Regions from separate parts of the Homo sapiens genome. Here region 1 is linked to region 2. Evidence: read pairs that join two places in POLR2A ChIA-PET (ENCODE). Cell type or tissue: Panc1. All regions are shown on one strand. Each heading gives the region's core, and the rest is flanking DNA. Links, peaks and the distances in the headings are about the cores only. Region 1 overlaps ABCC1 (ATP binding cassette subfamily C member 1 (ABCC1 blood group)). Region 2 overlaps LOC107984869 (a long non-coding RNA gene).

Region 1 (12,126 bases), core at 2,791-10,790, 71 kb after region 2:
AATTTTTGTATTTTTAGTAGAGACGGGGTTTTACCATGTTGGCCAGGCTGCTCTCAAACTCCTAACCTTGGGTGATCCTCCCGCCTCGGCCTCCCAAAGTGCTGGGATTACAGGCGTGAGCCACTGTGCCTGGCCAGGGACCACTGTCTTAATATGTGAATTAGGCGATGCCATGACCCTGCTTAATGCACTCCCAGGGCCTCCTGTGAGAATTAGAACAAAAAATCCATGCTCTGTACCATGCCTCCAAGATTGGCTATGTGGTGGCCTTTGGTGACTTCTCCCGCCCAATCTTGGGTCCTAGCTCATTGGTGCAGCCATATCCTCCCCCCACCCCACCCCACTGTGGCCTTTGCCTGTGCCATCTTTCTGCCTGGTATGTGCTTCCCGAGATCTTTGCACAGCCAGCTCTTCCTGACCCTTCCAGTCTGCTAGGATGTCATCTGCCCAGACCGCCACTCTGGTGCTTCCTGTCCTGACACCCCTGCTCTTTCCTTCACAGCAGGTACTGCTCTTTGTCATTATGTTCTTATCTGTGAGCTTTCATCTTTGATGGACTATGAGTCTTAAGAGGACAGAGATATCGTTTCTGATTTTCCCCCATGCCTGTGACTAGCCCAGGTCTAGGCATATAGTAGGTGCTCAATAAACAGTCATCGAATGATAGATTGAATGAATGAATGCATGACAGGAACCCTGCACTTATCTGTGTTAATCCGTCTCTTGGCTGCCGGGAACACCAGCTCCTGCAACCTGGCACTTGGGTCACCTGATTGAACCCTCCTGATAACTCTCTAAACTCTGTAATAGGTGGGTTCTAGAATTAGTCCCATTTCACAGATGAAGAAATCAAGGCCTGGTGAGGTGAACTGACTTGCTTTAGGGCAGCAGGGATGATTTTTGCCTCTCTGGAGATATTTGGCAATGTCTAGAGACAGTTTTGATTGTCATAACTTGAGGAGGTGGGGAGTGCTACTATCATCTAGTGGCAGAGGCCAGCGACGCCACTCAGTATCTTACAATGCACAGGATGGCCCCCGACAACCAAGAATTATTTGGGCTCAAATACCAGCGGTTCTGAGGTTGAAGAAGCCCTGCTTGAGGGCACACATCTGTAAGTGGTGGAGACGGGAACCTAGACCTGGAACCTTGTTTTGTTAACCACTACCCTGCACTGCTCACATGCGGGGGTGGGTGGGTGGGAAGAGTTGTAGAATGTTTCCATGTCTGAGTCAAAATCTTGCTTCTCTGCTCTAGGGAGATGAATTTGGAATCTGTGAGGCCTGAGGCCATTCACTTGATCTCCGGCCCTGGAGATCTTGCCTCCAAGCGACCTCAGGCTCCATCTGTCTGCCATGTACCTTGCAAACACCTTAGAATTCTGGCTGGGCATGGTGGCTCACACCTCTAATCCCGGCACTCTGGGAGGCCGAGGCGGGCAGACTGAGTTCAAGACCAGCCTGGGCAACATGGTAAAACCCTGAATCTACAAAAGATACAAAAATTAGCCAGGCATGGTGATGCGTGCCAGGTAGTCCCAGCTACTTGGGAGGCTGAGGCAGGAGGATTGCTGGAGCCCAGGAGATCGAGGCTGCAGTGAGCTGTGATGGTGCCAGTGTACTCAAGCCTGGGCAACAGAGTGAGACCCTGTCTCAAAAAACAAAACCAGCTGACCAAACAAACCAAAAGGCCTTAGAGTTCAAGCACGTGGTTTAGAGGTGGTGGATCTCAGTGTCAGACTCTCAGTGGGTTCAAATCCTGGCCCTGTTTCTTCTAGGTTGACGAGCCCAAGCAATTTACATAAACTCTCTGGACCTCAGAGCCCTTGCCAGGAAAGGGGAGAGTTTTAATAGTCCTGACTTTGTAGGGCTGTTGGAAAGCTTAAATGGACTGTGCTTGGGAAGCACTTAATCACTGTGCCTGGCGTGATCACTCTGGCTGTTATTATTGGCACCCAATAAATACATGCTTTCTCTTTGTTTCCAACTCAGCATTTAGAAATGTCCTACCCTTCAATTCCTGCTGCTATTTATTTATTTGAAGTGCGAACTAGCTTTCTTATTATTATTTTAGAAATCATGCAGAGGAGAAAATTCAAACAGTACGAAAGATAATACAACAAAAAATAGTAGTTGCCTTCCTCTCCCTGGTTTCAGGCCTACCCCCTGCAGATTAATTAGCTTTTTTTCTTTCTTTTTTTCTTTTCTTTTTTTTGCAATATGAAGTCTTGCTCTGTTGCCCAGGCTGGAGTGCAGTGGTGTGATTTTGACTCACTGCAACCTCCGCCTCCTGGGTTCAAGCAATTCTCCTGCCTCAGCCTCCCTAGTAGCTGGGATTAGGGCAGATCATGAGGTCAGAAATGTGACAACAGCCTGGCCAACATGGTGAAACTCCATCTGTACTAAAAATGCAAAAATTAGCCAGGCGTGGTAGCAGGCGTCTGTAATCCCAGGTACTTGCGAGGCTGAGGCAGGAGAATTGCTTGAACTCGGGAGGTGGAGGTTGCAGTGAGCCGAGACCACACCATTGCACTCCAGCCTGGGCAACAAGAGCGAAACTCCGTCTCAAAAAACAAACGAAACATCAAATTCCTGACTGTGTATGCTGCTTGCAGGTTATATATGACCAGGCCTGGTTCTGTATCTGTAAAATGGGTTACGTTATAGTACCTGAGTCCTAGAGTTGTGTGTGAGGATGAAATGTAATGTGAAACACTTAGAGTGGTGCTTGGCTGATGCAACTAATGAATCTTCCCTCTTACTCTTTCTATAGACAGAAGAAGGCGGCACAGGTTTCTTCATTGCTTTTCGCCCTTTGCTGAAATGTCATCTTGGCCCAGAGGCCCTTTCTGTCTACCTGATAAAGAACTAGCACCTGCCCACCCACCATTATGCTTCACCCACTTTCTTCTTCTTCAAGCCATTTGCTCCCATTGGGCATACATAGAGTTGTTTTTTTTAGCTGTTGGTAGTTTTGGCCGCTTTGCATAAAGTGAAATTGTGTGAGAGTGGAGACTTTATTTTACTTCCACATGACCTTGGCCCATGGTAGTAGTCGCTGATAAATGTCCACTGAGCAATAAGAACCCGACTGTTGCAAGTTACTTATTTATTTATTTTTGAGACAGGGTCTCAGTCTTTCACCTAGGCTGGAGTTCGGTGGTGCAGTCATAGCTCACTGCAGCCTCGAACTCCTGGGCTCAAGGGATCCTCCTTCGTCAGCCTCTGGAGTAGCTGGGACTAAAGGCAAACGTCATCACATCTGGCTACTTTTAAATTTTTTTATTTGTAGAAGGTGGGGAGTCTCACTCCATTGCCACCTCTGGTCTCGAACTCCTGGGCTCAAGTGATCCTCCTGCCTCGGTCCCCCAAAGTGTTGGGATTACAGGTGTGTACCACCACGCCCAGCTAAGTTTTTTTTTTTTTTTTTTTTTTTTTGAGATGCAGTCTCACTCTTTTGTCCAGGCTGGAGTGCAGTGGCCTGATCTCGGCTCACCACAACCTCCACCTCCTGGGTTCAAGCGATTCTCCTGTCTCAGTCTCCTGAGTAGCTGGGACTACAGGCGCACGCCACCATGCCCGGCTAATTTTTGTACATTTAGTAGAGAGAGGGTTTCACTATGTTGGCCAGGCTGGTCTCGAACTCCTGACCTCATGATCCGCCCGCCTCAGCCTCCCAAAGTGCTGGGATTACAGGCGTGAACCCCTCCACCCGGCCAGCTAAGTTTTTAAATTTTTTTGTAGAGATACAGTCTCACTGTGTTGCCCAAGCTGATCTGAAATTCCTGGCCTCAAACTATCCTCCTGCCTCTGCCTCTTCAAGTGCTGGGAAATATAGGCATGAGCCACTGCACCCAGCTGGTTGTGAGTTATTGAGATGGTTGAATTGGGAGTGGATGCTCAGGCCTCAGTGGAACTTGTGGTACACAGTATGTCCTCATTACCTCCCATCAGTGGCAGTTGAGATTCATAATCACTTTTTCTGCCTGTTGTCTGCCCCATCCTCTCTGTGGCCTTCCCTCCTGTCCTGGAGTTGGCTGGCTGGGTCCCTGGCAGGGCTGCATGCGTTATCCCTGCAGGCCTGCTTGCCTTATCCCTGCAGGCCCTGGTGGAGCATCTGTGCAGAACCTGTGCCATCCAGATGGGAGCAGTAAGGGTGTAGGGCAAAGTTAGTGAGCTGCCCGGTGCACGAGGACTTCCATGATAATCAGGGCTGAACCAGGAAGGCAGGTCAAGGCCAGGGTCATGTACAGAAAGGAGGTCAGCACCAGGATCTTGTATGGGAAGACTTAGATCAATGCCTAGTGCCTTAGTCATCATCATTCAGCCCAGAAAACATGACGCTATGCAACAGGAATTTTATGAACACACAAAGGTCAGGGGCCACTCGGACTTGGACGGGGTCCCCAACTCTTTGAGTGTCAGGGCTGAGGGCATGGAGACACAACTTGATCAAGCTGGTGAAGTGTCCAGCAAGGAGAAGCCTCTGTTGGAGGGAGCCGGGAGCTGGGGAGGACATGCGCTTTCTCTTTTTTTTTTTTTTTTGAGACGGAGTCTCGCTCTATCGCCCAGGCTGGAGTGCAGTGGTGCAATCTCGGCTCACTGCAACCTCTGCCTCCTGGGTTCAAGCGATTCTCCTGTCTCAGCCTCTCACGTAGCCGGGACTCAGGCCTGTGCCACCACGCCTGGTGAATTTTTTTGTATTTTTAGTAGAGACGGGGTTTCACCATGTTAGCCAGGATGGTCTTGATCTCCTGACCTCGTGATCCACCTGCCTTGGCCTCTGAAAGTGCTAGGATTATAGGCGTGAGCCACCGCGCCCAGCCGACTTGCGCTTTCTCTGTAAAGATTTCTGTGGGCCAGGTTCCCCAAAGGGCAGGCCCTGGGCCAGTGCAGTGACCGGTGACCGTGTTCAGGACTCATCTCTTGTGGCTGAATTGTGTGTCTGGAGAGTTGGGTCCTTCTGATTCTGCTCAGAGCGTGGTGGGCCTGGCTGGATTTCCCTAGATTAGGAAGCAGCCTCGGGTAGCTGTGATTCTTTGAGTTGGGAACAGCAAGTGGCCTGCAGACTGCCAGGGAATCGTCCCTTCCTTGAGCCTTTAGGTATTGCCCATTATTCACCGTTTTTCCCAGAAGCCTCCAGTAGTGAGAGTCGCACTTCTTACCTCCTGGAGTTGTTAAAGTAAAGAAGGACACATTAGGGTCCCTGCCGGTAAGGAACATCCAGGAGGCCTCGATACCTTTTTTTTTTTTTTTTTTTTTTCCCTGAGACAGAGTCTCGCTCTGTCACCCAGGCTGGAGGACAATGACCTGATCTCTGCTCACTGCAACCTCCACCTCCTGGGTTTAAGCGATTCTTGTGCCTCAGCTGCCCGACTAGCTGGGATTACAGGCATTTGCCACCATGGCTGGCTAATGTATTTTTTTTTTCTTTTTCAGTAGAGATGGGGTTTCACTATGTTGGCCAGGCTGGTCTTGAACTCCTGGCCTCAAGTGATCTGCCCTCCTCAGCCTCCCAAAGTGCTGGGATTTCAGGTGTGACCCACTGCGCCCAGTCCCGATACTTTGTTTCTTTGAGACAGTCTCTTACTCTGTCACCCAGGCTGGAGTGCCTGGGTGGGACGATCAAAGCTCACTGCAGCCTCAAGCCCCTAGGCTCAAAAGATCCTCCCACTTCAGCCTTCTGAGTAGGTGGGACTACAGGCCTGCACTACCACGCCTGGATAATTTTTAAATTTTTTTGGTGAAGACAGGGTCTTACTTTGTTGCCCAGGCTTTTCTTGAACTCCTGAGCTCAAGCAATCCTCCCGCCTCAGCCTCCCAAAGTGCTGGGTTTACAGGCGTGAGCCACTGTGCCCGGTCCTCAGATGATCTTAGCTTTGTGACCTATGCTGTTGGCCGCTGTAGGGGCTGTGATGGAGGTGATGTGGGGGTGGATGGCAGGGGTGACCCGTGTTGGCTGCTTTCTGTAACAGTCATAGTTCATGGTCAGAGTCAGATTTCCTCTCGTCATGCCTTCCTTCCCTTCCTTCTGCTCCCTCCCACAGCCGCCCTTTGGGTCTGGGCTGGCCATCTGGCTCTGAGCAGGAAGCTAGCCTGTGCTCTTCAATTTGCTTTCTGCAGGGGAAACACCTTCCTTTGCTCAGCGTTTCCTGACCTCTCCTTCCCTGGAGTTCCGGTGTCCTTAAATGCTCTCTGGTTTCTTCTGTAGCTTACTTTCTTGCTTGAAAGGACAACTTTTCTTTGTCCTTTAGACTTCTTATCTCTGGGCAATACAGTGGTGGTGGCAGTGGTGATTATTATCAACTATTAGTATCTGCTACTACGGTTTATTGTCTCTAGACTGTATCAGCACCTGTCACACATTGTCCCATTGAATCCTCTCCAGAACTCTTCCAAATGATGTGTTTTCCTGACTTTTAAAAAAATTAAAAAAAAATTTTTATATTTTTTTGAGACGGAGTCTCGCTCTGTCTCCCAGGCTGGAGTGCAGTGCTGCGATCTCGGCTCACTGCAAGCTCTGCCTTCTGGGTTCATGCCATTCTCCTGCCTCAACCTCCTGAGTAGCTGGGACTACAGGTGCCCGCCACCACACCTGGCTAATTTGTTTTTTAATATTTTTAGTAGAGACAGGGTTTCACCGTGTTAGCCAGGATGGTCTCCATCTCCTAACCTCATGATTCTCCCACCTTGGCCTCCCGAAGTGCTGGGTTTACAGGCGTGAGCCACTGTGCCCAGCCAAAAAAATTTTTTTAAAGAAATGGGGTCTCGCTGGGTGCGATGGCTCACGCCTGTAGTCCCAGCACTTTGGGAGGCTGAGGTGGGCGGATCACCTGAGGTTGGGAGTTCCAGGACAGCCTGACCAACATGGAGAAACCCCATCTCTACTAAAAATACGAGATTAGCCAGGCGTGGTGGCAGGCGCCTATAGTCCCAGCTACTCGGGAAGCTGAGGCAGGAGACTCGTTTGAACCCGGGAGGCAGAGATTGCGGTGAGCTGAAATCTCTCCATTGCACTCCAGCCTGGGCAACAAGAGTGAAACTCCGTCTCAAAAGAAAAAAAAAATAGAAAAAGAAAAATAAAAGAAATGGGGTCTCACTGTGTTGCCCAGGCTGGTCTAGAATTCCTGGGCTCCAGCTGTCCTCCCATTTCGGTCTCCCAAATTGCTGGGATTAAATGTGTGAGCCTCTGTGCCCGGCCTCTTTCTCTCTCTCTCTCTCTCTCTCTCTCTCTCTCTCTCTCTCCTCTCTCTCTCTCTCTCTCTCTCTGTCTCTTTCTTTCTTTCTTTCTTTCTTTCTTTCTTTCTTTCAGCCTGAGTCTCGCTTTGTCGCCAGGCTGGAGTGCAGTGGCACGATCTGGGCTCACTGCAACCTCTGCTTCCCAGGTTCAAGTGATTCTTCTGCCTCAGCCTCCCGAGTAGCTGGGACTACAGGTGCATGCCACCATGCCTGGCTAATTTTTGTATTTTTAGTACAGACGGAGTTTCACCATATTAGCCAGGATGGTCTTGAACTCCTGATCTCATGATCTGCCCGCCTCGGTCTCCCAAAGTGTTGGGATTACAGGCGTGAGCCACCGCTCCTGGCCTTCCTTTTTTTTGAAGCAGGTTCTCACTCTGTTGCCCAGGTTGGAGTGCAATGGTGTGATTATGTCTCACTGCAGTGTCTACCTTCCAAGGCTCAGGTGATCTCCTGCTTCAGCCCACTGAGTAGCTGGGATTATAGGCGAGTTCACCATGCCTGGCTAATTTTTGTGTTTCTAGTAGAGACGGGTTTCACCATGTTGTCCAGGCTGGTTTTGAACTCCTGGGCTCAAGTGATCCACCCGTGTCGGCCTCCCAAAGTGCCGGGATTACAGGCATGAGCCACCGTGTCCAGCTTTTCTGACTCTTTTTACTTATCAGGAGACTGAAGCTTGGAGAAATTAAGTGACTTGCCCAAGTTCACATGGGGTTAAGGCCTGAATTTGAATCTACATCTGCTCAATTAGGAAGTGAGTGGTCATAGCTAGTCTCTACCTGGATGGATTGTTGTTTAATTGTTAAATTTTTTCAAAATAATTTTAAATTATTTTATTAAAAAAGAGGGTATCATTATGTTTCCCAGGCTGGTCTTGAACTCCTGGGCTCAAGTGATCCTCCTGCCTTGGCCTCCCAAAATGCTGAGGTTACAAGTGCAAACTACTGTGCCTAGCCAGATTATTACTTAACAACCAAAACAAAGGAGGAAATTGACGGTGGACAAGTAAGAAGATCATTGCAAAGGTTGGGGGCAGGTTGTTTGGGGAGTGTGGAGGAAGCTTTTTAAATGAGGTACCTGAGTTGGATTTTGAAGGATGAATAGGAGTTTGTTAGGACAGAAAGACATTGCAGAGAGAGGATCTAGCAAGAGGTGACTGAAGAAACCATTTATTTGACCAGCAGTTGGGGAATGCCTTGAAGGCAGGAACCACAGCCTTTCAGAATCTCCAGTGCCTGCAACAGTGTCTAGAACATTATCTGACAACAAGCTTGGTAAATACTTCTTTAAGTAAATGCCTGAGTAAGGCACATTTGGGGAACAGGGTGGGAGAAATTGTAGGAGAAGTAGATGGGACTTGAATGTAGAAGGAAGGCCTCATGGATCACTGCAAGGGTTGGTTATTTTTTTTTATTTTTTATGTTTTGAGATGGAGTCTCGCTTTGTCGCCCAGGCTGGAGTGCAGTGGCGCGATCTCGGCTCACTGCAAGCTCTGCCTCCCGGGTGCACGCCATTCTCCTGCCTCAGCCTCTCCAAGTAGCTGGGACTACAGGCGCCCGCCACCACGCCCGGCTAATTTTTTGTATTTTTAGTAGAGACGGGGTTTCACTGTGGTCTCGATCTGCTGACCTCGTGATCCACCCACCTCGGCCTCCCAAAGTGCTGGGATTACAAGCGTGAGCCACCGCGCCCAGCCAGGGTTGGTTCTTAAAAGCCAATAGGGAGCCATGGGAAGTTGTTTCCCAGCAGAAGAGAGAAGGCCATTAGATCTGCCCTATTTATTAATGCAAATATCTAAGTCTATGAATCTTCCTCTGAGCAGGAAAACGTGATTGCTTTTAAATCCATATGGAAAGACCCTCAGTTTTACTCATGATAAAGAGAAAAGGAACTTAAACTACACAGAGATATTTTTCACTTCAGATTGGCAGAGGTCGGAAACTTGTTATCTGCTGTGCTTTGTGAAGTAATTGCCTTTGTACCTTATCAGCTGGAGTATGAATTGATGTTCCCTATTTGGAGGGCAGTGTCTGTCTAAATGTTACTGTAGGCACCCTTTGACCTGGCAGGTTCCTTTTTTGAAAGTTTATATATATGTGAGACAGAGTCTCATTATGTTGCCCAGGGTGGTTTCAAACTCCTGGGCTCATGGGATCCTCCCACCTGGGCCTCCCAAAATGCTGGAGTTACAGATGGGAGCCACCACACCTGGCAGAGAAAGTGATCTTATCAACACTCTTGCTTGAGTGTGAAATTCAATTGTTTATTCAATGCTGCATTGTTTGTAAGAGGAACACCAATGCCAAGTCCCCAGGAGACCGATGGAAGTCAAGTTCATCCCTACAATAGAATACAAAGCAGCCGTAACAAAGAGTGAGGAAACTGTTCATGTATACTGCGGGATGATCTTTAAAATCTGTGGTTAAGAGAAAAAAGCAAAGTACGGAACATTATGTAACGTATGCTTCCTTCGATTTGATAACAGAAGATGTATATTTACTTTATTTTTGTATAAAATATTTTCTGAAAGAAGACATAAGCAACCCATGATCATTGCCTCTAGAGAGAGGAACTGAGGGGAGGGCCATAGGGAATGGAATGAGAAGACTTGTCCCTTGTACCTCTTTGTTCAAAAGAAATATCAAGAATAAAACACATCTATGTTACTGATAAAGATAGTTTCCAAAGGCTGTGTGCGGTGGTTCACACCTGTGATCCCAGCACTTTGGGTGGCCAAGGCGAGTGGATCGCTTGAGCTCAGGACTTTGAGACCAGCCTGAGCAACATGGCAAAACCCCATTTCTACTAAAAATACAAAATTAGCTGGGCATGGTGGTGTGTGCCTGTGGTCCTAGCTGCTCAGGAGGCTGAGGTGGGAGGATTGCTGGAGCCTGAGAGGTTGAGGCTGCAGTGAGCTATGATTGCACCACTGCATTCCAGCCTGGGCAACAGAGTGAGACCTTGTCTCAAAAAAAAAAAAAAAAGTTCAGTTTTTAATATTAGCTAAGTAAAAAAAAGCAAGGTATAGAATGGAGTATCGTAGTGCCTTTTGTGGCAACAAAATAGGTCGTATTTGGAATATATCTGGAAGAATGTAAGATGTTAGCAATGGTAGCTTGCCTGTAGGGTAGCAATGGGGGGCTGTTAATTTGGGGAGAAAGACATATTTTTCACTGTATACCTTTTTGAGTAATTTGAAAGAGTTTTAGCACACAAATATATTACCTATTAAAAATAATTACAAAGAGAGGGAGACATGGGTGGATGCATGGATGGATAGTTGGTTGGGTAGATGGATACATAGACAGGTGGATGGATTGGTTGGTGGATGGATGGATGAACTGTTGGGTGGGTAGATGGATTGATGGGTGAATGAATTGGTAGGTGGGTAGGGTGGATGGATGAATTGGTGGATGGGTAGGTGGATGGATGAATGAACTGGTGGGTTGCTGGATGGGTGGATGAATTGGTAGGTGGGTGGATGGATGGATTGATGGGTGAATGAATTGGTAGGTGGGTAGGGTGGATGGATGAATTGGTGGATGGGTAGGTGGATGGATGAATGAACTGGTGGGTTGCTGGATGGGTGGATGAATTGGTAGGTGGGTGGATGGATGGATGGATGGGTGAATGAATTGGTAGGTGGGTAGGGTGGATGGGTGAATTAGTGGATGGGTAGGTGCATGGATGAATGAATTGGTGGGTTGGTGGATGGGTGGATGAATTGGTAGGTGGGTGGATGGATGGATGGATGGGTGAATGAATTGGTAGGTGGGTAGGGTGGATGGGTGAATTGGTGGATGGGTAGGTGGATGTATAAATGAATTGGTGGGTGGGTGGATGGATGGATGAACTGGTGGGTGGGTGGATGGATGGATGGATGGGTGAATGAATTGGTAGGTGGGTAGGGTGGATGGGTGAATTGGTGGATGGGTAGGTGGATGTATAAATGAATTGGTGGGTGGGTGGATGGATGGATGAACTGGTGGGTGGGTGGATGGATGGATGGGTGAATGAATTGGTAGGTGGGTAGGGTGGATGGGTGAATTGGTGAATGGGTAGGTGGATGGATGAATGAATTGGTGGGTGGGTGGATGGGTGGATGAATTGGTAGGTGGGTAGCTGAATGGATGAATTGGTTGGGGGGGGTGGATGGATGAATTGGTGAGTGGGTAGTTGGGTGGATGGATGCATTGGTGGGTGGGTGGATGGATGAATTGGTGGATGGATGGATGGATGGGTTCATGGTTGGGTGATAAATATATCCATGGGTATACATATGGATGTGTACATAGATAATTCTCTGGCTATGATAGGGAGGACTGGCTGTGGTGGGGAACACTGACTGTGGTGGGGAGCACTGGCTGTAGCGGGGAGGACTCAGTAGGACAAGGAGAGGCTGGAGGCAGTGAAGACTTAGGAAGCAGTTGCATAGTCCTGGCAAGGAATAATTTGGGGCTAGGATCAGGTCAATTAAATGTTTAACATTGGAACTATGTCTCTTGTATACATAACTGCATATGTCAAGTCTTGGTATCGTTTTCTTTCTAGCAGGGCACATTCCTTTGGAATGAGCTTTTACTGGCAACTGCTCAGAAGCTGTTCTGTATATAATGACCACCAACAGTTTAATCCTTTTTTCAGCCATCACCTCAGGAATTAACAGTAGTATGAAATCAATTAAAATAATCAGTCTTTGAGATGTCATGCCTTCTCCACGATCAACTTCTTCTTTACAAGGCTGTGTTCCAAATACGCCAGGCCAAAAAGACGTGAACTTTGTCCTTTTTAGGGTTTGTGTCTTGATGTTTCCTGGCTAAATCTCTTTGTATGTGTTGGCCTTGTAAGGTTTACTTTTTTTTTTTTTTTTTTTGAGATGGAGACTGTG
Region 2 (12,126 bases), core at 2,639-10,638:
GTCGCCCAGGCTGGAGTGCAATGGCCTGATCTCAGCTCACTGCAACCTCCGCCTCCCGGGTTCAAGCAATTCTCCTGCCTCAGTCTCCCAAGTAGCTGGGATTATAGGCACCCGCCACCACACCCAGCTACTTTTTGTATTTTTAATAGATATGCGGTTTCACCATGTTGGCCAGGCTGGTCTCAAACTCCTGACCTCAGGTGATCCGCCTGCCTCGGCCTCCCAAAGTGCTGGGATTACAGGTGTGAGCCACCGCACCCGGCCAAAAGTACTTTGTATGATTTCAACTTTTTTTTTTTTTTTTTTTTTTTTGAGACAGGGTCTCTCTCTGTCGCTCAGTCTGGAGTACAGTGGCGTGATCTCAGCTCACTGCAACCTCCACCTCCTGGGTTCAAGCAATCCTCCTGCCTCAGCCTCCTGAGTAGCTGGAATTACAGGTGCCCACAACCATGCCCAGCAAATTATTGTACTTTTAGTAGAGATGGGGTTTCACTGTGTTGGCCAGGGTGGTCTCGAACTCCCGACCTCAAGGGACCCACCTGCCTTGGCCTCCCAAAGTGTTGGGATTACAGGCGTGAGCCACCGCGCCCAGCCGATAACTCAAAAATTTTCAAGAGGCAAAGACTTATTTTTTAACAGATGTGAGACTCAGTGTTTTAAACAAGACCCAATAAAGACAGTATGAGGCTAACTGAATCTGTCCCTCCTGCAAAGAAACATTTTTTTACTGTTTTTTAATATTACATGAAAATTTTGTTTAAAAAACTAAATTTTACCTTTGTATGTAAAATTGTTCCTTTAGTAGTTTTAATTACATATATTATAATGTTAACTCTTAGGCAGTCTCCGCCTCTCGGGTTCAAGCAATTCTCTTGCCTCAGCCTCCCGAGTACCTCAGACTACAGGTGTGCACCACCATGCATGCCCAGCTAATTTCTGTATTTTTAGTAGAGACAGGGTTTCGCCATGTTGGCCAGGCTGGTCTCAAACTGCTGACATCAGGTGATCTGTCCGCCTTGGCCTCCCAAAGTGCTGGGATTACAGGCGTGAGCCACTGCATCCAGCCATTACTGACTTTTATTTTTAATGAAAAACTAAGGAGGTAGGCAATTTTAATTATGTACCAGGTACAGAGTCTAGGACAGTAATAATATATGTCAATAATATATGATGCTTTTTAGGATAGGCAGGGGACATGGTTAATTCTACACATCCCCAGGCCTTATCTACAATCTAAGGGCTTTAAAATAGACAAGTCCAACAATTATTTAAAATATTATAGAAGGGCCAGGCATGGTGCCTCATGCTTATAATTCTAGCACTTTGGGAGCAGAGGCTGGTGGACGCCTTGAACCTAGGAGTTAGAGACCAGCCTGGCCAACATGGTAAAACTCGATCTCCACTAAAAATACACAAGTGAGCTAGACATGGTGGTACGTGCTTATAGTCCCAACTACTTGGAAGGCTGAGGTGGAAGGATCACCTGAGCCCAGGGAGGTTGAGGCTGCAGTGAGCATGCCACTGTACTCCAGCCTGGGCAACAGAGTGAGTCCCAGTCTAAGAAAAAAATTTATAAAAGTAGTTTAGGACCTGAAAGGTCTTAGTAAAGACAATACCAGACTTGTCTAATTTACACCAAATGTTCACATTCTGAAGATGTTTTTATTTTACTAATAATTGAAAAACTGTCTTTATTTACTAAAGATTATTAAAGTCATGTGAACTAAAAGATACTTAAAGTTTTTATTTTTTGATGAAATATTCAATTTAAGTGGTTAAGTCAACTGATTAGAGCTTTTAAAAATATATTTCAGTAGTGAAATATTATATATTCATGGCACATATAAACATAGACATAACAGACAGAAGTAGATCTTATAGACTTGTAAGACTTTCTGTCAATTTTAAAATTTTTATTAATTAATTAATTTATTAGAGACAAGGTCTCACTCTGTCACCCAGACTGGAATGCAATGGTATAATCATAGCTCACTGTAGCCTCAAATTCCTGGGCTTAACTGATCCTCTCGCTTCAGCCTCCTGAGTTGCTGGGACTACAGGCATGCACCACCATGCCCAGATAATTTTAAAAATTTTTTATAGAGATGGTGTCTCACTTTGTTGCCCAGGCAGGACTTGAACTCCTGGCCTCAAGTGATCCTCATACCTCAGCCTCCCAAAGTGTTGGAATTACAGGCTTAAGCCACCACATCTGGCTGGTTTTAATTATTAAACAATAACAAAAAAATTCATTTTCTAAAAAAAAGAGTACTGTGGCCTCTATACAAAAATAAAGAAAAACAATTTAGCATAGTGAAAACAAGATAGAGTCAATAATATTAAATTTGTATTTTTGAGACAGAGTCTCACTCTGTTGCCCAGGCTTGAGTGCAGTGGCTTGATCTCAGCTCACTGCAGCCTCTGCCCCCCTGGTTCAAGCAATTCTAGTGCCTCAGCCTCCGGAGTAGCTGGGACTACAGGCTTGCACCAACATGCTTGGCTTATTTTTCTATTTTTAGTAGAGACAGGGTTTCACCATGTTGGCCAGGTTGGTCTTGAACCCCTGACCTCAAGTGATCTGCCCGCCTCAGCCTCCCAAAGTGTTGAGATTACAGGCGTGAGCCACCGCGCCCAGTCAATTATGTTAAATTACCCTTATTACTATGATTTTTATAAAAGTGGTTTCAAGCATATAAAGAATGTTTGTTATTACTATTATGTATTATTTTCTTTATCATGATACTTCAGTCAAAAGGAACTGCTTAGGACAGCTTGAATATGTCCCATAGTTACAGCCTGCAAGCCTTTTTCTTTGCTGTGCCATGTGCCTAAGACACCATCCTTCGTTTGTGTGTGTCAAAACCCCACCAGTCTGTCCTCTTAATCCCAACACCAATGTCCTGGGTGCCAATAAAGGCTTTCCTCACCTCCAAATTGAGATTTTATTGACCTCTCTTGGGGTGCTTATACTGGCTTTGGGTTGAAATCTATTTTTTCTCCTCTCCCTTGAAGAAGCACGTCTCTTTGCTTAAGGGAACGTAGAAGCCACAGCAGATCCTAGCAGATATCTGTTACCCTGAAGAAGAGGTCAGGGCCCAGGCACGGTGGCTCATGCCTGTAATCCCAGCATTTGGGGAGGTCGAGGTGGGCGGATCGCTTGAGCCCAGGAGTTCGAGCCCAGCTTGGGCAATATGGCAAGACACCGCCCCCCGACTCTACAAAAAATACAAAAATTAGCCAGGCGTGGTGGTGAGTGCCTGTAGTACCAGCTACTTGAAAGGCTGAGTTGGGAGAATCAGCTGAGCCCAGGAAGTTGAAGCTGCAGTGAGCCGTGATCGCACCACTGCACTCCAGCCTGTGCAACGTGGCAAAACCAGAGTGGGGCCTTGTCTCATTTTAAAAAGTAATAAGAGACCGAGCACGGGAACTCAGGCCTGTAATCCCAGCACTTTGGGAGGCTGAGGCGGCCAGATCACTTGAGGCCAGAGAGTTGGAGACCAGCCTGGCCAACATGGGAAAACCCTGTCTCTACTAAAGATACAGAAATTAGCCGGGTGTGGTGGCAGGCACCTGTAATTGCAGCTACTGGGAGGCTGAGGCAGGAGAATCGCTTGAATCTGGGAGGCGGAGGTTGCAATGAGCAGAGATCGAGTCACTGCACTCCAGCCTGGGCCGCAGAGCAAGACCCTGTCTCAAAAATAAATAAATAAATAAATAATTTAATAAATAAGAAGAAAGGGTCAGGGCCATTTTTAAAAGGCACTAGATAAGGCCTGGTTGCAATCAGGGAGTGCGGGCAACTGATTTCTTTGAAGCCTCCTCTTGTTCTGTTTCCGTGACATTGACAGGGACCAGCTCCCATGGTTCAGGAGCTGCTGAGGGTTAACATCCTGTCCCAGGAGGGATCTGACCACACCAATGGCTTTATCGTTGCCTAATTGGGGAGGCCCTGTGGGGGATGTTTCAAGGACTGAGAGTGCAGAGGAGCCTCCCGCATGCAGTTACGCTGATGGAAACACAATGGGTGGATTGCCACAGGGGCCCGCAGGCTCGCTGGCAAACAGAGCGCACAGGTGGAAACCTTCCCCGCTGACCAGATACTTTGTTTCCTTTCTGGGGAGGCAGATAAAACAGTTACCATAACCCAAACCCTGCCCACTCTTCATTTGCAAACTGCAATGCTCTTAGACATCTTCCTTAGGTAAGCGCTTTGAGAGCTCCTGTTCATTTCAGGACTAAAATGAACAATAATAGCGACCGTCCTTCAGAGCCTGCTGGATGCCAGGCACCTCACAAGTGTCTCCCAGTGCTGGGTGCAGTGATTCACACCTGTAATCCCAGCACTTTGGGAGGCTGAGGTGGGTGGATCGCTTGAGCTCAGGAGATCAAGACCAGCCTGGGCAATATAGTGAGAACTCTGCCTCTAAAACAAAGAAAAAGGAAAAAGTAACTCCTGGTGAATTTCCACCTTAGAACAAGAGTGGGAGGTGTCCTATTCATGATCTTTAATGCTTTGCTCAAATATCACCTTCTCTGTGAGGCCTACCCTGACCACTCTGCTTAAAATTGCAACCCTCCACCACCTCCACCCCGCATCGCAAGTTCTCGTCACAGCCTTTCTCACCTGCTACCCACTCCATGATTTACTTATTAAGTATGTTTGTTAGGCCGTGTGCAGTGGCTCATGCCTATAATCCCAGCACTTTGGGAGGCTGAAGCAGGTGGATTACCTGAGGTCAGGAGTTCAATACCAGCCTGGCCAACGTGGCGAAACCCCATCTTTACAAAAATACAAAAAAGTTAGCCAGGTGTGGTGGTGCGTGCCTGTAGCCCAGCTACTCGGGAGGCTGAGGCAGGGGATTTGCTTGAACCTGGGAGGGAAGGTTGTAGTGAGCTGAGATTGCACCATCGTACTCCAGCCTGGGCGGTAGAGCAAGACTCTGTTTCAAAAAAAAAAAAGTATTGCTAAGTCAAAAAGTATAAACAGTCTAATTTTTTTTTTTTGAGACAAAGTCTCGCTCTGTTGCCCAGGCTAGAATGCAATGGCACGGTTTCGGCTCATTGCAACCTCTGCCTCCTGGGTTCAAGCGATTCTCCTGCCTCAGCCTCCCGAGTAGCTGGGATTACAGGCATATACCACCATGCCCAGCTAACTTTTTGTATTTTTAGTATAGATAGGGTTTCACCATATTGGCCAGGCTGGTCTCGAACTTCTGACCTCGTGATCCGCCCGCCTTGGCCTCCCAAATTGCTGGGACTACAGGCAAGAACCACCGTGCCCTGCCTGAAGAGTCGAAATTTTTTTTTTTTTAAACAGTTTCACTCTGTCGCCCAGGCTGGAATGCAATGGCACATTCTCAGCCCACTACAACCTCCGCCTCCCAGGTTGTAGCCATTCTCCTGCCTCAAGCCTCCCAAGTAGCTGGGATTATAGGCACCCACCACTATGCCTGGCTACATTTTGTAGTTTTTTTTTTTTTCTTTTTGAGACGGAGTTTTGCTCTTGCTTCCCAGGCTGTAGTGCAATGGCGCCATCTCTGCTCACCACAACCTCCGCTTCCCAGATTCAGGTAATCCTCCTGCCTCAGCCTCCCGAATAGCTGGGATTACAGGTATGCGCCACCACGCCCAGCTAATTTTGTGTTTTTAGTAGAGATGGGGTTTCTCCATGTTGGTCAGGCTGAACAACCGACCTCAGGTGATCTGCCCGCCTCAGCCTCCCAAAGTGCTGGAATTACAGGTGTGAGCCACCACGCCTGGGTCTACTTTTTGTAGTTTTTAGTAGAGACAGAGTTTCACCATGTTGGTCAGGCTGGTCTCGAACTCCTGACCTTAGTCGATCTGCCCGCCTCAGCCTCCCAAAGTACTGGGATCACAGGCGTGAGCCACTGCGCCCGGCCCAAATAGTCTAAATTTTAATAAATACTGCCAAATAACACTTTCAAAAGAGTATCCATTCATACTCCCACCAATGGTACATAAAAAGTCTCAATAACAATTGGTAAAATTGGTTTGGTGGGGAATTCAACTCTACACTGCTGAGCTGCTGCTATTTGCAACCATAGAATCTTTTTTTTTTTTTTCTTCTGAGACAGAGTCTCGCTTTGTCACCGAGACTGGAGTGCAATGGCGCTATCAAGGCTCACTGCAACCCTTGCTTCCCGGCTTTAAGTGATCCTCCTGCCTCAGCTTCCCGACTAGCTGGGATTACAGGAGTACGCCACCATGCCCAGCTAATTTTGTATTTTTAGTAGAGACAGGGTTTCACCATGTTGGCCAGGATGGTCTCGAATTCCCGACCTCAGGTGATCTGCCCGCCTTGGCTTCCCAAAGTGCTGGGATTACAGGCGTGAGCCACCGTGCTGGGCCCTGCAAACATAGAATCTTAGAGTTGAAAGGGACATAAAAATCCATCGAATTCTTGTCCAACTCCCCTCCCAAGGCAGCAATCCCCTGCAATACAGCCTTGTTTACAACGCTGTTGTCTGTGACTGGGGTCAAACTCCACATCTTTGATCTTAAGAATAAACCACCACTGACAGTGGGCTTATCACATCCAGTAAGTTTGTTATATCACTGGGCCAAAATCTACTTTCCTGGTGGGGCCCGGTGGCTCACGCCTGTGATCCCAGGACTTTGGGAGGCTGAGTAGGGTGGATCACCTAAGGTCAGGAGCCAGAGACCAGCCTGGCCAACATTGCGAAACCCCATCTCTACTATAAATACAAAAACTAGCTGGGTGTGGTAGTGCATGCCTGTAGTCCCAGCTACTCGGAAGGCTGAGGCAGGAGAATCACTTGAACCCAGGAGGCGGAGGTTGCAGTGAGTGGCGATCACTGCACTGCACTCCAGTCTGGGTAACAGAGCGAGACACACACACACGCACACGCACACGCACACGCGCGCGCGCACACACACACACACACCCTACCTTTCCTGCAACACACCCCACCTATCCTAGCTCAGCTCTGGGAAGTAACACAAAAGAGCTAATCCTTTTCCACATGACAGCCCTTAAAATATTTGAAGACTGTATCACATTTCCCCAGAGCCTTCTTTTTGTGGGGTACAACTTCCCAGTTGTGACCAAACACGTCCCTTCCATAGGAAAGTGCTGACTGGAGTCTCTTCAGCTGAGTGGCCCAGCATAAGAGCTTTAGAGTCACTAGGCTTGGGTTCAAGGCCATGTTCCCACCCCTTCCAGCCACCTGACCTGGGCTAAATCACTTCTCAGACTAGTTTCCTCCCTTGGATAAACTGCATAGCAATAATACCCATGTCATAGGGTTGCTGGTTTGGCCACATTATGATTTTTTTTCTTTTTGAGACAGAGTTTTGCTCTTATTGCCCAGGCTGGAGTACAGTGGCACAGTCTTGGTTCACTACAACCTCCGCCTCCTGGGTTCAACTGATTTTTCCTGCTTCAGCCTCCCGAGTAGCTGGGATTACAGGCACCTGCCACCATGCCCAGCTAATTTTTTGTATTTTTAGTAGAGTCGGGGTTTCACCATGTTGGCCAGGCTGGTCTCGAACTCCTGACCTCAGGTGGTCCACCCGCCTTGGTCTCCCAAAGTGCTGGGATTACAAGTGTGCGCCACTGCTGGCCTTTTTTTTTTTTTTTTTTTTTTTTTTTTTTGAGACAGAGTCTTACTCTGTCACCCAGGCTGAAGTGCAGTGGCATGATCTCGGCTCACTGCAACCTCCGCTTCCCAGGTTCAGGTGATTCTCTTGCCTCAGCCTCCTGGTAGCTAGGACTACAGACACCCGGCACCACACTCAGTCACATGGATTTTTTTGGTGGGTTCCTTCCTCCATAAGAAAAAAAGTGTTTTAAATCATATTTTATGACTGTGTTAGTATAAGGATGAATATAACAAGGCCTGGTGCAGTGGCTCATGCCTGAAATCCCAGCACTTTGGGAGGCCAAAGTGGGAGAATTACTTCATCCCAAGAGTTCAAGAACAGCCTGGGCAACATGGCAAGACCCTTTCTCTACAAAAAATAAAAAATATAAAAATTAGCCGGAAGTGGTGGCATGTACCTGTGGTCCCAGCTCCTCGGGAGGCTGAGGTGGGAAGACTGCCTGAGCCCAGGGGGTCAAGGCTGCAGTGAGCCATGATTGTGCCACTGCACTCCAGCCTGGGCGCCAGAGCTCCTGCTCAAAAATACCAAAAACTAAAAACTAAAAATAATATATATATGTAATAAAGGCAGGGTTATGTTTATTTTTTCTTCTGATTTTAAAAGAAGTAAAACATTTTCATGGGGCCCTAAAAGTATTGTGGGCCTTAGGCATCATGCCTTCTGTAAGTTCATAGGCCCTGGCTGCTGGAAGGAGTAAAAAAGAAAAAACATGCCAAATATGTAAAGTGCTTAGCGCAGCACTGGGCCTGGCTCTTTGTAACTTAATAAATGGTGATCAAAAATTAAAAAGTGCAATGCAGGCCGGGTGCAGTGGCTCACGCTTGTAATCCCAGCACTTTGGGAGGCCAGGTGTGCGGATCACGAGGTCAGGGGTTTGAGACCAGCCTGGCCAACATGGTGAAACCCTGTCTGTACTAAAAAACACAAAATTAACCAGGCATGGTGGCACACACCTGTAATCCCAGCTACTTGGAAGGCTGAGGCAGGAGAATTGCTTGAACCTGGGAGGTGGAGGTTGCGGTGAGTCGAGATCACACCATTGCATTCCAGCCTGGGCAACAAGAGTGAAACTCCGTCTCAAAAAAAAAAAAAAAAAAAGTTGGGGGTGTAGTGCAGAGAACAGAGTGTAACCCTGGAGAACTCTGCAGAGCTTTCCTTTTTTTTTTTTTTTTTTGAGACGGAGTCTCGCTCTGTCGCCTAGGCTAGCACAATCTCGACTCACTGAAACCTCTGCCTCCCGGGTTCAAGTGATTCTCCTGCCTCACCCTCCTGAGTAGCGGGGATTACAGGTGCATGCCACCATGCCCGGCTAATTTTTTGTATTTTTAGTAGAGACATGGTTTCACCATATTGGCCAGGCTGCTCTTGAACTCCTGACCTCAGTTGATCTGCCCACCTTGACCTCCCAAAATGGTGGGATTACAGGCATGGGCCACCACACCTGGCCTGCAGAACTTTCTTTATTGGCATGCATTGGGACTTGCAGACTCAGCTTCAGCTGAATGTAAGGAACAGTTCCTGGGTCCATGTTTTCTCACTGTGTTCACAGAGTCTTGCAAGAGATTCTGCAAAAAGACACACAGTCTATGGCATTTATCTTGAGACGAGAGAAAGTATACATTTAAGGACATGTGCGTGAAGAATTCTGGAAGGATAAAGAAGATATTAATTTATAGCCATTACCTATTGAGAAGGAAGGATTGGGAATATTGTGAATAGGTCCAGGAGTGGGAGAGAGACTTTCCACTGTATGCCTACTGATAGTTTTGATGTGTAAACAATGATAATAGAGTGCTGATTCAAAAATGTTAATAATTTTTTTTTTTTTTTTTTTTGTGATGGAGTCTCACTCTATCACCCATGCTGGAGTGCAGTGGCGCAATCTCAGCTCACTTCAACATCTGCCTCCCGGGTTCAAGCGGTTCTCCTGCCTCCACCTCCTGAGTAGCTGGAATAACACTTGTGCACCACCACACCCAGCTAATTTTTGTATTTTTAGTAGAGACAGGGTTTCGCCACGTTGGCCAGGCTGGTCTCGAACTCCTGACCTCCGGTGATCTGCCAGCCTCGGCCTCCCAAAGTGCTGGGATTACAGGCTTGAGCCACTGCACCTGGCTCAAAAATCTTAGTAATTTTTTTGACTGTCCTAAATTGTTTATTAGGTATGAGTTTTACAAACTTTACTTATATTAGTGGTAACAGTGGAGATTGAGAGTATTGCGCCTTCTCCAAGCTGCCCGGCAAGAACCACCAATAGTGTGGTGGAACTTACGGCCCTTTCCAAGGCCATGGCTCTTTTGGCCTGCACATGCCAGCCCACGCATCTCCTTGTGCTTGTGGACTGGTTTGGTGATCCACTGGGTGTCAGGATTTCTTCCAATAGCTTTATGGAATGGATCAATGAGGATAACCTCAAAAAATTTGTGTGTGGAATCTTCACCCATCCAGTAAGAATTCAGGACTCTTAGAGCCCCACAGTGGCGTCCAACTCACTCCTCTGCAATCAACTGTAGGCTTCAGTTAATACCATGATGGACAGGCTTGCCGTAAGTTGCACCCTTAGGAACTGAGCATTTTCGGCCATCACGGAGAATACGAATCCCGTAGATAACATAACCTTGCTTGATCTTGTAGCCCAGTTGGTGCACTTTATCGGGCCGGGTGGGGCGGGGAGCCCTGTGGAGAGCAGAGAGCTGGCGGTACTGCCAGCAGCGGACCCTCAGAAGAAAGCTCATGACATCAGACTGCTTCTTCCTCCACAGCTCGTGGATGTACTTGTATGCACCCATCTTGGCTTACCTGATTGCTGCCGCCAGACAGAAGGGCCAAAAATCTTAATAATTTTTATTTTGAAAAATATATGCATGTGGTTAGAAAAAACTTCAAACAGTTCAAAAGGGTGAAAAGCAACTCTCCCTCTTGTACCCAGGGAGTACCTGGTAAGATATAACATCTCATACAGGACTTACAGAACCTCTATAAAAACTATTAAAAAATTTTGTTGAGAGACAGTAAAGAAGACCTAAATAAATGGAGAGATATACATGTTCATTGATTGGAAGAGCCTAGATTTGAAGGCGCCAACTCTTGTATTGATTCATAGATCAAATTTAATCCCAATGAAAAGCTCAGCCTTTTTTTTTTTTTTTTTTTTTTTGCAGAACTTGACAATCTGATTCCAAAACTGATAGGGGAATAAAAGGGAGTCAAACTACCCAAGACACTCTTGGGAGGAAAAAACAAAACCAAAAATGAACTGTGGGCTGGGCGCAGTGGCTCACGCCTGTAATCCCAACACTTTGGGAGGCCGAGGCAGGTGGATCATCTGAGATCAGGAGTTTGAGACCAGCCTGGCCAACATGGTGAAACCCCGTCTCTAATAAAAATACAAAAATTAGCTGGGCATGGTGGTGGGTGCCTGTAGTCCCAGCTACTTGGGAGGCTGAGGGAAGAGAATCGCTTGAACCCAGGAGGCAATGGTTGCAGTGAGTCGAGATTGTGCCACTGCACTCCAGCCTGGCAACAGAGCGAGACTCCATCTCAAAGAAAAAAAAAAGCTAGACATCAAGTTAGGGAGAGGAAGACAAACCAGAACCCACATTCCTTTTTGACGCTGTTGTTTACTTTTCCATTATAGCCATTCTAGCACAATTAGAGTAATATCTTATTGTGGTCTGTTGAAATACTTTAGAGGAAGTTACACAGATCATGATAGATTACTTTAAATGCCATGCCATATATCTCTAAAAATACACGTTTATGTATTGGAAGACTCAATATTGTTAAGATGGCGATACTACTCCAAAGTGATCTATAGACTTGATGTAATCTCTATGAAAATCCCAATGTCCTTGTTTGCAGACCTGGAAAATTCAAACCTAAAATTCACATGGTATCGCACCCAACAGCCAATCTTGAAAAATGAGCAGAGTTGGAAGACTCACACTTGGTGACTTCAGAATTTACTACAAAGCAACAATAATCGAAAAGTTTGGTATTGGTAGGAAGATAGGCATATAGATTAGTGGAATAGAATCGAGAGTCTGGAAATAACCCATACATCTATGGTCAATTGTTTTGTTTTGTTTTGTTTTTTTGACAGAGTCTCACCCTGTCACCCAGGCTGGAGTGCAAAATTATCACACCTGTAAGTTCCGAAATTTTTTCTCTTATTATTTCATCTACAGCTTTTTTTCCTGTGTTTTGTCAGTTTTATTTTTCTGAAATGCTTATTATTTAGATGTGGGATCTTTTTGTGTGACCTTCTAATGTTCTCCATTTTCTCTGATCTCTGCAAGATTTCAGCAATTTCTTTCTTCTTCCCTTTTCTTTTTTTACTTCTTGCTTTCTTAATTTCTGAGAGCTCCTTTTTGTTCCCTGAATGTTTCTTTTAAAAGATATACTGGTCGGGTGCAGTGGCTTACACCCGTAATACCAGCACTTTGGGAAGCCAATAGGAGGATCGTTTGAAGCCAGGAATTT

Evidence for each region. ChIA-PET counts read pairs that join two places held together with the same protein. Peaks named below come from ENCODE experiments on the same cell type or tissue, not always from the same donor. Only the 100,000 strongest peaks of a DNase experiment are listed, where the experiment ranks them.
Region 1: POLR2A ChIA-PET joins it to region 2 with 11 read pairs; 4 of 35 experiments call an interaction of 5 or more read pairs at or near these places.

What each region holds. Positions count from the first base shown.
Region 1 is chr16:15,992,566-16,004,691 of GRCh38, forward strand. The region is part of intron 1 of ABCC1 (ATP binding cassette subfamily C member 1 (ABCC1 blood group)); the gene reads left to right. Among named protein-coding and RNA genes, the nearest start is that of ABCC1, 49 kb to the left of the region's middle. In Panc1, for the core only: no CTCF peak of the experiment used is centred there; DNase peaks (open chromatin) are centred at 4,316 and 6,036; H3K4me3 peaks cover 1,406 bases; H3K27ac peaks cover 7,733 bases.
Region 2 is chr16:15,921,864-15,933,989 of GRCh38, forward strand. The region is part of intron 1 of LOC107984869 (a long non-coding RNA gene); the gene reads right to left. It also overlaps the pseudogene RPL15P20. Among named protein-coding and RNA genes, the nearest start is that of ABCC1, 22 kb to the right of the region's middle. RefSeq lists an enhancer at 2,723-3,224. In Panc1, for the core only: no CTCF peak of the experiment used is centred there; no DNase peak of the experiment used is centred there; H3K27ac peaks cover 361 bases.